3 separate regions of the Homo sapiens genome follow, and all the other regions are linked to region 2. Evidence: chromatin contacts called from ENCODE Hi-C or POLR2A ChIA-PET data. All regions are on one chromosome and are shown on one strand. The core of a region is the stretch at or near the end of the contact, and the rest is flanking DNA. Distances in the headings are between cores, read along the strand shown. Region 1 has its middle 18 kb from the start of C15orf39. Region 2 overlaps LOC124903529 (a long non-coding RNA gene). Region 3 holds the start of SCAMP5 (secretory carrier membrane protein 5).

Region 1 (3,077 bases), core at 442-2,941, 110 kb before region 2:
GATGTCCAGCAAAGCTGTGGGCTGGACAAGAATCTCTGAAGATTAGTCCAGGACAAGGACAGCTGTGTCTGGGCAGGGAGTGGGGGCAATGCCCAGGAGACCTGAGGACCTTTAACTAGGTAGGGTGCCAGGTCAGGATGTGCAAAAGAGAAGGTGGCATGGCAGCATCCGCCCGAGGCCAGGCTATAAACCTCGGGGCCGCCCTGTGTAGCCTAAACCATGCTGCCACCCAGATGCCATCCTTCAAATGTGAGGCAGGGCTGGGAGAGCCCCCAGACCCCTCATCCCTCCCGCCCCAAGGTGGTTCCCATCCCTCACCAGAAGGAAAGTGAACTCTTCTATGGGGCACAGCCTGCCAGGTTCTGTGTCACCTGGTGGAAGGGGCTGTGGGGCAAGCCGGGGGAGCTGCAGCTGGGTGAGAAAGAACCCAGGTCCCACTCTGTTCCTACCTGTCAGGTGACCTCGGGCAAGCTGCTTTCTTTGCTTGGGGCCAAGGAGAGTCACAGGGGAGGGGCCAGGTTAAAAGGGCTCCACCCTGGAGCCCAGAGCTACCCATAGAGAAAACCCCTATCCTCCCGATTCCGCTCCCAGCTCACGCTGCTGCGATAACATCCTCCCCATCAGAGAGGCCGTGGGAGGCAGAGGCTGACCCTTCCTCCTTCAGGCACCTCAGCGGGTTTGGTTCCGCCTTCATCATGATCAGGGAGGGGGTCCCTGGGATCTCAAAGGTGAGGGGCAGCTTCTCGGGCTCCAGGTGCTCCAAGGTAGACCCTGCAGGGCACCAGAGCTAGAAGGGCATTGGGGAAGATCTTGAACCAGGCCAGGACCTGACCTCTGCCTGGCCATGGTGACTCTGAGCCAGGTAACCCTACGTTAGTCTCAGTCTGTCACTGTGTCTCACGGGGGATGTCAGCATTGCCTTTGGAGTCAAAGTAGGTAAGCCAGGGTAACCAGAGTTCCCAGTAGGGACCAAGACCAAAGGATGCAGGGGTCGGGCCTGTCCCAGAAGGTCAGGCTGGACAAGGGGCTGTGTCAAGCTGGGGCAGCTGAGGTCCTGCCCTTCAGGTTACAGTCATCTGGGTCCTGGTCTAGACCCTCATATGCCATCCAGAGACCCAACCCTAGGGACAATTCCTCCCAGGCTGGTAGCAGAGAGTCGATCCTTTTACTCACCCTACCAAAAGCTCTGAAATAAGAAGGCCTGCCAGTGGGGAAAAGACTCTTCAGGAAAAGGTTCTCAGGGGCAGGGAAGGTTTGAGCTGGGCCTTAGGGCAGCCAGAGAGGTAGGTGACAGGTCCCCTCACAAAGCCTGCCAGAGAATGCAGGAGGAACACAGGTGTAGTGATGAGAACGTTCTGGAAGACAGCAGGCAGCCTCCCACTCACTGATGGGGCCGAGTGAGGTCATGTCCACACACCAGGAGAAGCTGGAATCCACACACTGGTGCACTTTGTTTCTTGTTTTAGAGACAGGGTCTTGCTCTGTTGCCCAGGCTGGAATGTGGTGGCACAATCATAGCTCACTGCAGCCCTGACCTCCTGGGTTCATGCAATCTTCCCACCTCAGCCTCCTGAGTAGCTGGTGAGGGAAGAGAGAGGCTCTCTCATATTGTTTTATACTCAGTACCTGTTTTAAGAAAAAAACAAGGAAGTGAAATCAAAGACAGGCAGCCCAGCGCCAGGCCCAAAGCCAGGCCTGGGCCTGCCTGGCCTAAACCTAGTAGTTAAAAATCAACTCATGACTTAGAACCCGATGTTACCCATAGATTTCAGGCATTGTATGGAAGAACATTGTGAAACTCCCTGCTCTGTTCTGTTTCACTCTGACCACCGGTGCATACAGCCCCTGTCACGTACCCCTTGCTTGCTCAAATCAATCACGACCCTTTCATGTGAAATCTTTAGTGTTGTGAGGCCTTAAAAGGGACAAAAATTGTGCACTCAGCTCGGATTTTAAGGCAGTAGCTTGCCGATGCTCCCAGCTGAATAAAGCCCTTCTTCTACAACTCGGTGTCTACGAAGTTTTGTCTGCGGCTTGTCCTGCTATACTGGGACTACAGGCACACGCCACCATGCCTAATTTTATTTTTTGTAGAGACAGGGTCTGGCTATGTTGCCTAGGCTGGTCTCAAGTGATCTTTCCACCTCAGCCTCCCAAAAACACTGGGATTACAGGGACAAGCCAGCACTCCTGGTCATGCTGGTGCATTTTGGCTGCCATGGTGCACAGGAGGTATGAGCTGGGGGGCAGAATCTGCTCCTGGACCTCTACCCAGGCCTGCACCCAGACTGACCCCTGGGCTACAGGGAACAGGTGTGGAGAGAATGCAGCAAGCAGAGCGGGCTAGTCAGTGATGGAGACCCAGGCTGGGACTAGGAGAGATAGGGCTCCAACCCTCAGCCTAGTGGCCCGGCCCAACCCCATGGGGCCAAGATGACTTCCTAGGAAGCCAGGCATGGAAGCCAGCATGCACCTGAACCGAGGACAGAAGACTCTGATGACAGGGAGGCCTCTGACATAGTGTGGATACTTGTCCCATCCACATCTCGTGTTGAAATGTGATCCCCAGTGCTGGAGGTGGGGCCTATAGTGTGAGGTGTTTGGGTCATGGTGGGGGATCCCTCATGAATGGCTTAGTGCCCTCCCCATGGTAATGAGTGAGTTTTCTAATTTCTAATTTTTTTTTCTCTTTCTTTCCTTCCTTTTTTTTTGAGACAGAGTCTCACTCACAGCCCAGGCTGGAGTGCAGTAGCGCGATCTTGGCTCACTGCAACCTCCACCTCCTGGGTTCAAGTGATTCAATGAGTGAGTTTTCTATTAGTTCACAGGAGAGCCTGATGCCTCCTCTCTCTTGCTCCCTCTCTCACCATGCGACACGTCTGCTCCCTCTTTGCCTCCCGCCAGGAGTAAAAGCTTCCTGACGCTTCACCAGAAGCCTAGCAGATGCTTGTACAGCCTGCAGAACTATGAGGCAAATAAACTTCTTTTATAAATTACCCAGTCTCAGGGCCAGGAGCGGTGCTCACGCCTGTAATCCCAGCACTTTGAGAGGCCAAGGCGAGTAAATTACTTGAGAT
Region 2 (3,073 bases), core at 275-2,774:
GGGAGGCTGAAGTGGGAGGATTGCTTGATCCTGGGAAGTCAAGGCTGCAGTGGGCTGTGATTGTGCCACTGCAGTCCAGCCTGGGCGACAGAGTGAGACCCTGTCTCAAAAAAAAAAAAAAAAATGGGTAGCATAGTGGCTCATACCTGTAATCCCAGCTACTCGAGAGGCTGAGGCAGGAGAATTGCTTGAACCCGGGAGGTGGAGGTTGCAGTGAGCCGAGATCACACCACTGCACTCCAGCCTGGGTGACAGAGCAAGACTCCATCTCAGGGGAAGAATATTACAAAAATTATCTGGGTGTGGTGGTGCTAGTCCCAGCTCCCTGGGAGGCTGAGGCACAAAAGTCCCTTGAACCTGGGAGGTGGAGGTAAGCCGAGATCGTGCCACTGCACTCCAGCCTGGGCAAGAGAGCAAGACTCTTATCTCAAAAAAAAAAAAAAAAAGGAAAAAAGAGAGAGAGAGAGAATCTGAGCCAGATCAGTATTAGACCTCTCAACAGCAATATTAGAAACTAGAAGTTTATGAAACAATGCCTTAAAGTTGCTGAGGGAAAATCATTATATACCCAGCCAAAGTATCAACCCAGTGTGAGGGTAGAAAATAAGACATTTTCAGACAAAAAAAAAAATTGTCTTCCGTGAAAACTTCCTCAGGAAGGAACTGGAGGATGTGCTCCACCCTAAAAGGGCATAAACCAAGAAAGAAGAAATGGAACCCAGAAAAATCAGAGATCCATAGAGGAAAGAGAAGAAATGACGTTGCAGAATGTTGGCAAAGGGAAGCCTCTGGATGACGACTGTGCTGCTGATCTGGAAAGCTTCTGGCTCAGATGGAGGCAGGAGAACTGAGGGCTCCAGAAAGGGTGTCTCAAGGGAAAAAAAAATTAAGGAACTGGAACTGATAGTGAAAATCAGTATTGAGAATTATCTTACTGGGCTTTTGCAGAAGATCTAATCATGGGTCAAAGAAAATAAGCAAGTGAAAAAAATGAGACAATGATTAACTCTGTGGGGGAAAGGAGATTGAAAAAGATAGTATATTAGTTGTTTCAGCCATAAACACTTTTTAGTGATTGTGAATGTAACCAAGAGTTGTGGTGGTATGATATTGAAAGGAGAGGAGAAAGAGTGTAAGTGAACCTCCTCTGTCACAATAGGGAGCCCTAGAGACAGCATCTAAATTGGACCTCTTGGGAGATAACCAGAATTGAAATCAATGCTTTATTTAGGGAGTAAAAACCAGAAGAAACAACTGAATAAGTTGAAATGGCTGCTTTTGGCGAGCAGGCTGACGTGGGGTAAAGAGCGTGTTATTTTTGTTGTAATCCTTTAGCATTCTCTGACTGTAAATACTCTGTACACATTATTTTGGGGAATAAAAACTGACCAGAAGAACTGTGAGGAGAAGCCATGACAACAGTAAGGCTGTTTCCTTTTGAGATTTTCCTGTCTGAAGCAATTCTCCTTTGGAAATTGAGCAAACAACCCCTCCCCATTTTTTCTGCTGTCTCATGAAGTGCATTCTCACTCCTGTGAATAATCTTGGGAGGCAGGTATTGATAAGGGTTCTTGGTGCTTTGTGAAATAGTAACTTGCATGTTGGTGACTCAGAGCAAGACTCTATCTCAAAGGCAGAACAGAAGTCAAAATTCCCACTTTTAAAAATTTTATTATTATTATTTTTCAGAGACAAGGTCGCACTCTGTCACCCAGGATGGAGCCCAGTAGCCCAATTGTAGCTCATTGCAACCTTGAATTACTGGGCGCAAGCGATCCTCTTGCTTCAGCCGCCCAAGTAGCTGGGACTACAGGCGGGCCCCACCATGCCCAGCTACCTTTTAAATTTTTTATAGAGACAGGGTCTTACTGTGTTGCCCAGGCTGGTCTCAAATCTCCTAGGCTCAATCTGTCCTCCCGCCTTGGCCTCCCAAAGTGCTGGATTAACGTTGTAAGCCACTGCACCTAACTAATATTCCCCCCCTTTTTTTTTTTTTGAGACGGAGTCTTGATCTGTTGCCAGGCTGGAGTGCAGTGGCGTGATCTTGGCTCACTGCAACCTCTGCTTCCCGGGTTCAAGTGATTCTCCTGCCTCAGCCTCCCAAGTAGCTGGGACTACAGGTGCTTGCCACCACGCCTAGCTCATTTTTTGTCTTTTTTGAGACAGTCTCACTCTGTTGCCCAGGTTGGAGTACAGTGGTGCAGTCTTGGCTCACTGCAAGCTCTGCCTCCTGGGTTCACACCATTCTCCTGTCTCAGCCTCCCCAGCAGCTGGGACTACAGGCGCCCACCACCATGCCAGGCTAATTTTTTGTATTTTTAATAGAGATGGGGTTTCACCGTGTTAACCAGGATGGTCTTGATCTCCTGACCTCGTGATCCTCCCACCTCGGCCTCCCGAAGTGCTGGGATTACAGGCGTGAGCCACCTCGCCTGGGCTTTAATTTTTATATTTTTAGTAGAGACGGGGTTTCACCATGTTGGCCAGGATGGTCTCAATCTCTTGACTTCGTGATCTGCCTGCCTCGGCCTCCCAAAGTGCTGGGATTACAGGTGTGAGTCACTGTGCCCGGCCTAATATTCCCATTTTACGCACAAGACAACATAGACCTCAAAAAGGGAAGTAACTCTCCAAAATCACACAGCCAGTGAGTGGCAGAGCTGGAGTCCTGACTCTCTTTTCTGTTTTCACACAGCTGGCCTCAGGCCCAGGGACCTCTTGGCCTTCATGCTTCCACTTCTCCCCTCTCTCCCAGCTGACCCCACCTTGCCTTCAGACACTTTCCACAATGTCCCTGGCTCTGAGCCCCACCCGGAGGGGATCCTTAATGTGAGCTATAGGCTTGAGCCCATGATCTCGTCACAGACTGAGCTCTCATCCTGATCACTCACTAAGCCCTGATCCTACCACAGAATGAGTCTTGGTCCTGGTCCTAGATAAAGCACTGAACCTGGTCATAGACTGAGCCCTGATGCTGGTCACAGACTGAGCCCCAGCCCCTTGCCACCAGTTCCATTAATAATGTATACAATTAAACACAAGTCGGGCCTGGCACAGAAGTCATGGATGGCTG
Region 3 (3,179 bases), core at 395-2,894, 120 kb after region 2:
GACAGGGAGGCAGAGGGATAGGGGAGGAAAGGAAAAGGAAGAGGGAGAAGAAAGGGGGGATGCTCTAAACTAGAACAAGGAGCATCCTCAAGGGAGGTCACTACTTAGTCCTATTATTTCATCTCTAGAGAAAGGTGCTAGAAAGAGATGCCCAGAGAGGGGAGGTGACTTGGGGAACTTGCTTGGAGGTGGCCACTCAGGAAACGGTTAAAGAAACAGCCACAGAGCCCAAGGTCTCTCTCTAGAACTCCCCTCCTGGGACCCCACTAACTCTCCAAGGGGTTTGCTAAACCTAAGACCCTCTTTCAGGGGCCCATTCACCAGAGACAGCCCCCTCTCAGCTCTAGAGACTTTGCCCTAAGGCTCACCAAGCCCAGAACAAACCTAAGTTAGCAAGACCTGTGTAGCCCCAAACAAAATCTCTCTGCCAATCATGCCCCTGCAAGAACCATCTCCCTCTTTCAGAGCCCTGCTCCGTGAGGCAGAACATGTAGGGGACAGGTTGCAAATTTCTCCAGACTCCACCACCCCATGGGCAGTCACATGGCTGAGCTCCCAGGCTCAGCCCCCAACAGCTGTGCTCGTTTTCATCCCTGTGCCTTTGCCCATACATTCTCCTGGAATGCCCTCTCTTGCCTCTCCTCCCACCCAAATCCCATCACCTCTGGAAGTCTCCTATTCGCTAGCTGTCGCCTCCCTTTCTCTCTGTGTCCCTGGGAAAGTCTGCCAGGCCCTCACTGATCTCCCCATCGGGAAGCTGGGACATTACTTGTTTAAGCCGCCTGTGACAGTGAATGCTCAGTCCGAGTCTCTACTTGGTTCCCCCAACCCACAGACCAGGAGCTCCCCGAGGCGGAGGACAAGGATCGGTTCACAAACACCTCACCTCCATCCTCGTGACCTCCGGCCAGCGTTGAAATGAGCCAAATCCGGCGCCCCCAACTCACCACCCAAAGCCCTGATGGAGCCCGCCTGGTGGCCTGGGCCAGCGCGCCCGTCGCCTCGCAACCCTGGGGCGGCTGAGGTCCGCCATCCAAAGGTCGGCCGCCCGAGGGAGGTGAGGGAAGTCAACCCGGGTCCACCTGCAGGCGCTAGTTGGAAGGAAAGGCCCAAAGGAAGCCACGGGCACCCCCTTCCAGTCGCCCCCATCCCCGGCTGCGCACGCCATCTCCAGAAGGCCGGTTTCCAGGGAACGCCAGGTGGGGCTGGCGGGGGGGATGGAGGGCCCAAAGCTCAGGCTCCAGATCCAGGGTCTGACGTCACCCAAAGGCCCAGTTCCCTCTGCGGGAGCCACAGATGGGAATGGGGGGGCTTGGGGGGCTCGGGGGGCCTGGGTGCGCCCTGAGCGCTCTCCCCCAGCCCCAAACAGTAAAGGTCACCTCCACTCCCACCTCTCCAGCAGTTCGGCCTTCTTCCTGCATCCAAAGGTGAAGTGTAGGAGGAACAAAGCTGCAGCCAGCGACCCCCACACCTCTCGCCCCGCGCCCAGCTTCCCTTCAAAGCTCTCCTCCCAGCCTTCATGCCCAGACTCACCTGCCGCGGCCGTTCGGCTGCCGAAAGGCCGCAGCGCTGCGCTGAGCTGCGCTGCACCCGAGCGATGCGGCGCGGAGCCGGCCGCGAGCCGCTCCGGGGCTGGGGGCGGGGAGCGCGCGCGCGCGCGCGCGCGCCCGAGGCCGTCTCTGCGCGCGCCCGCGCCGCCACTGCCTGCAGCAGTCACTCTCGCGAGACTTCCGCTCTGCTCCTAAGGCTGCTCCTCCTGAGCTCGCGAGAAGGACGACCCGGCCGCCCCGGCATCTTCCAGGAGCTGTCCGAGGTGCTAGTTCCCGGGCCCCGGCCGGATCAGGTGGTTGACGGGCACCTCAGGGACAAGAGCCTGGCGTGTAGGTGGAAGGAAGAGACCCAGAGATGGGAGCCTGGCACCAGCAGCCAGAGCCTCAGCTTCCATATCTGTAAACTGGGGAGAATAACCTCCTATACCTATGCCAGGAGCCTCTGGGACGTGCCAGAAAGGAGTGAGAAAGAGCTGAAAGCAGGAGAGTGTGGTGACTGCGGAAGGTCCTTCAGATCTGCAGGCGCAGGGGGAAAGAGAGAACAGAGGACGGAAGATCGGAGATGATATTCAGAGAGGCAAGGACACAGATCCACGGAAAGACGACATAGGAGGACGAGAAAGAAGAGCTGCAAACAGAGACAGAGACACACGGAGAGAGAGACTGAGATGAGAGCTCAAGGCCTGGAGAGAAAAAAGACATGGAAAGATAAGATAGGTAAGGGAGCATAATGAAGCAAGAAAGAGGCAAGAAATAGAGACAAATTACGCAAAGGAGCAGAGAGAGAGAGAGAGAGAGAGGAGAGGCTTAGAAAAAGAAAGAGACTCAGAAAAAGGAATGAAAGAGACAGTGATATGCAGAGATGAATACCAAGAGAGAGTAGAGGCAAGGGTAAATGTTTAAAAACCCAGAGCTTTGGAGGGTTGAGAGAGACCCACTTGGAGAGATGGGCTGGGAGTGAAGACAGGATTTTATTGTGATTGGTGTTTACATAGTAAACCTCCGTGGGATCTCTACAGGCAGGGCCAGGGCCACTGTCTGTCCTGCCAGCCAATTGCTCCTTCCCCTACACCATACACCCACCCTCCACCCCCCACCCACACCATCCTAGGCCTGGAAGGGGGCCTCAGTGGGTGGGAGACACTGCAGGGATTCTTTGCCTAGAATAAGGGCCCATTGTCTGGCTCCATCCTGCCAGGAGTGGGGCCTCACTCCCACAGCTGGCATGAAAAGGGGGTGGCAGTGAAAAAAGGCAGACAAGAACTAGTGTGGCAGAGGGGAAAAGGAGGGAGAGAGCCTCGGTGCCTGGGAAGGGCTGAGCAGGAAGCATCATCCTGCCACCAGGCCAACCAGGAAGGAAGGGTCCTGGGCTTCGGGGCAGGACAACTGGGTTCTGTGTCAGTCCTGTCCCTGGTTGACCCACATGCTGTCTCTCCCTGCTATAATGCAAGCCAAGGCTGATTTACAGAGCTGTGGAGAGCAGCCAATGAGATGACAACTGGGAACCTGTCGAAGTTATCAAGTGTGGCTGCTACAGGGAAAATGTTGGGAGTCCATGTGGGCCTCAGGAAAGATATAGGGGTTCACATAGGCCTTTAGGAGAGAGATCTGAGGTCCACACTGGGATCC

What was found. Hi-C counts contacts between places; a loop is a spot of excess contacts on that map. ChIA-PET counts read pairs that join two places held with the same protein, here RNA polymerase II (POLR2A). Pooled maps may share reads with other maps.
Region 1: a loop to region 2 is called in a pooled map, with 2.3 times the contacts of the local background. The contact joins two enhancer-like sites. A Hi-C loop is called at or near these places in 24 of 168 maps with a recorded cell type or tissue (B cell, CD14-positive monocyte, Calu3 and 17 more), 36 of 37 single-sample maps with no recorded cell type and 19 of 50 pooled maps. POLR2A ChIA-PET finds 5 or more read pairs at or near these places in 27 of 52 experiments (A549, AG04449, AG04450 and 22 more).
Region 3: a loop to region 2 is called in a pooled map, with 2.7 times the contacts of the local background. The contact joins the promoter of SCAMP5 here to the enhancer-like site in region 2. A Hi-C loop is called at or near these places in 3 of 37 single-sample maps with no recorded cell type and 6 of 50 pooled maps. POLR2A ChIA-PET finds 5 or more read pairs at or near these places in 3 of 52 experiments (A673, WTC11 and activated T-cell).

Annotation. Positions count from the first base shown.
Region 1 is chr15:75,218,190-75,221,266 of GRCh38, reverse strand. No RefSeq gene overlaps it. Among named protein-coding and RNA genes, the nearest start is that of C15orf39, 18 kb to the right of the region's middle. RefSeq lists enhancers at 1,434-1,493, 1,574-1,763, 2,574-2,623. Within about 2 kb of position 1,691, at least 2 of the 41 ENCODE cell types and tissues checked have a DNase peak (open chromatin) inside an H3K27ac peak, as active enhancers do.
Region 2 is chr15:75,110,907-75,113,979 of GRCh38, reverse strand. LOC124903529 (a long non-coding RNA gene) reads right to left here. Exons shown (of 2, transcript XR_007064720.1): 2 at 1,652-3,073. Among named protein-coding and RNA genes, the nearest start is that of PPCDC, 89 kb to the right of the region's middle. RefSeq lists enhancers at 756-825, 846-895, 926-1,015, 2,941-3,010. Within about 2 kb of position 1,524, at least 4 of the 41 ENCODE cell types and tissues checked have a DNase peak (open chromatin) inside an H3K27ac peak, as active enhancers do.
Region 3 is chr15:74,994,028-74,997,206 of GRCh38, reverse strand. It overlaps SCAMP5 (secretory carrier membrane protein 5), which reads right to left and starts at 1,644. Exons shown (of 7, transcript NM_138967.4): 1 at 1,534-1,644.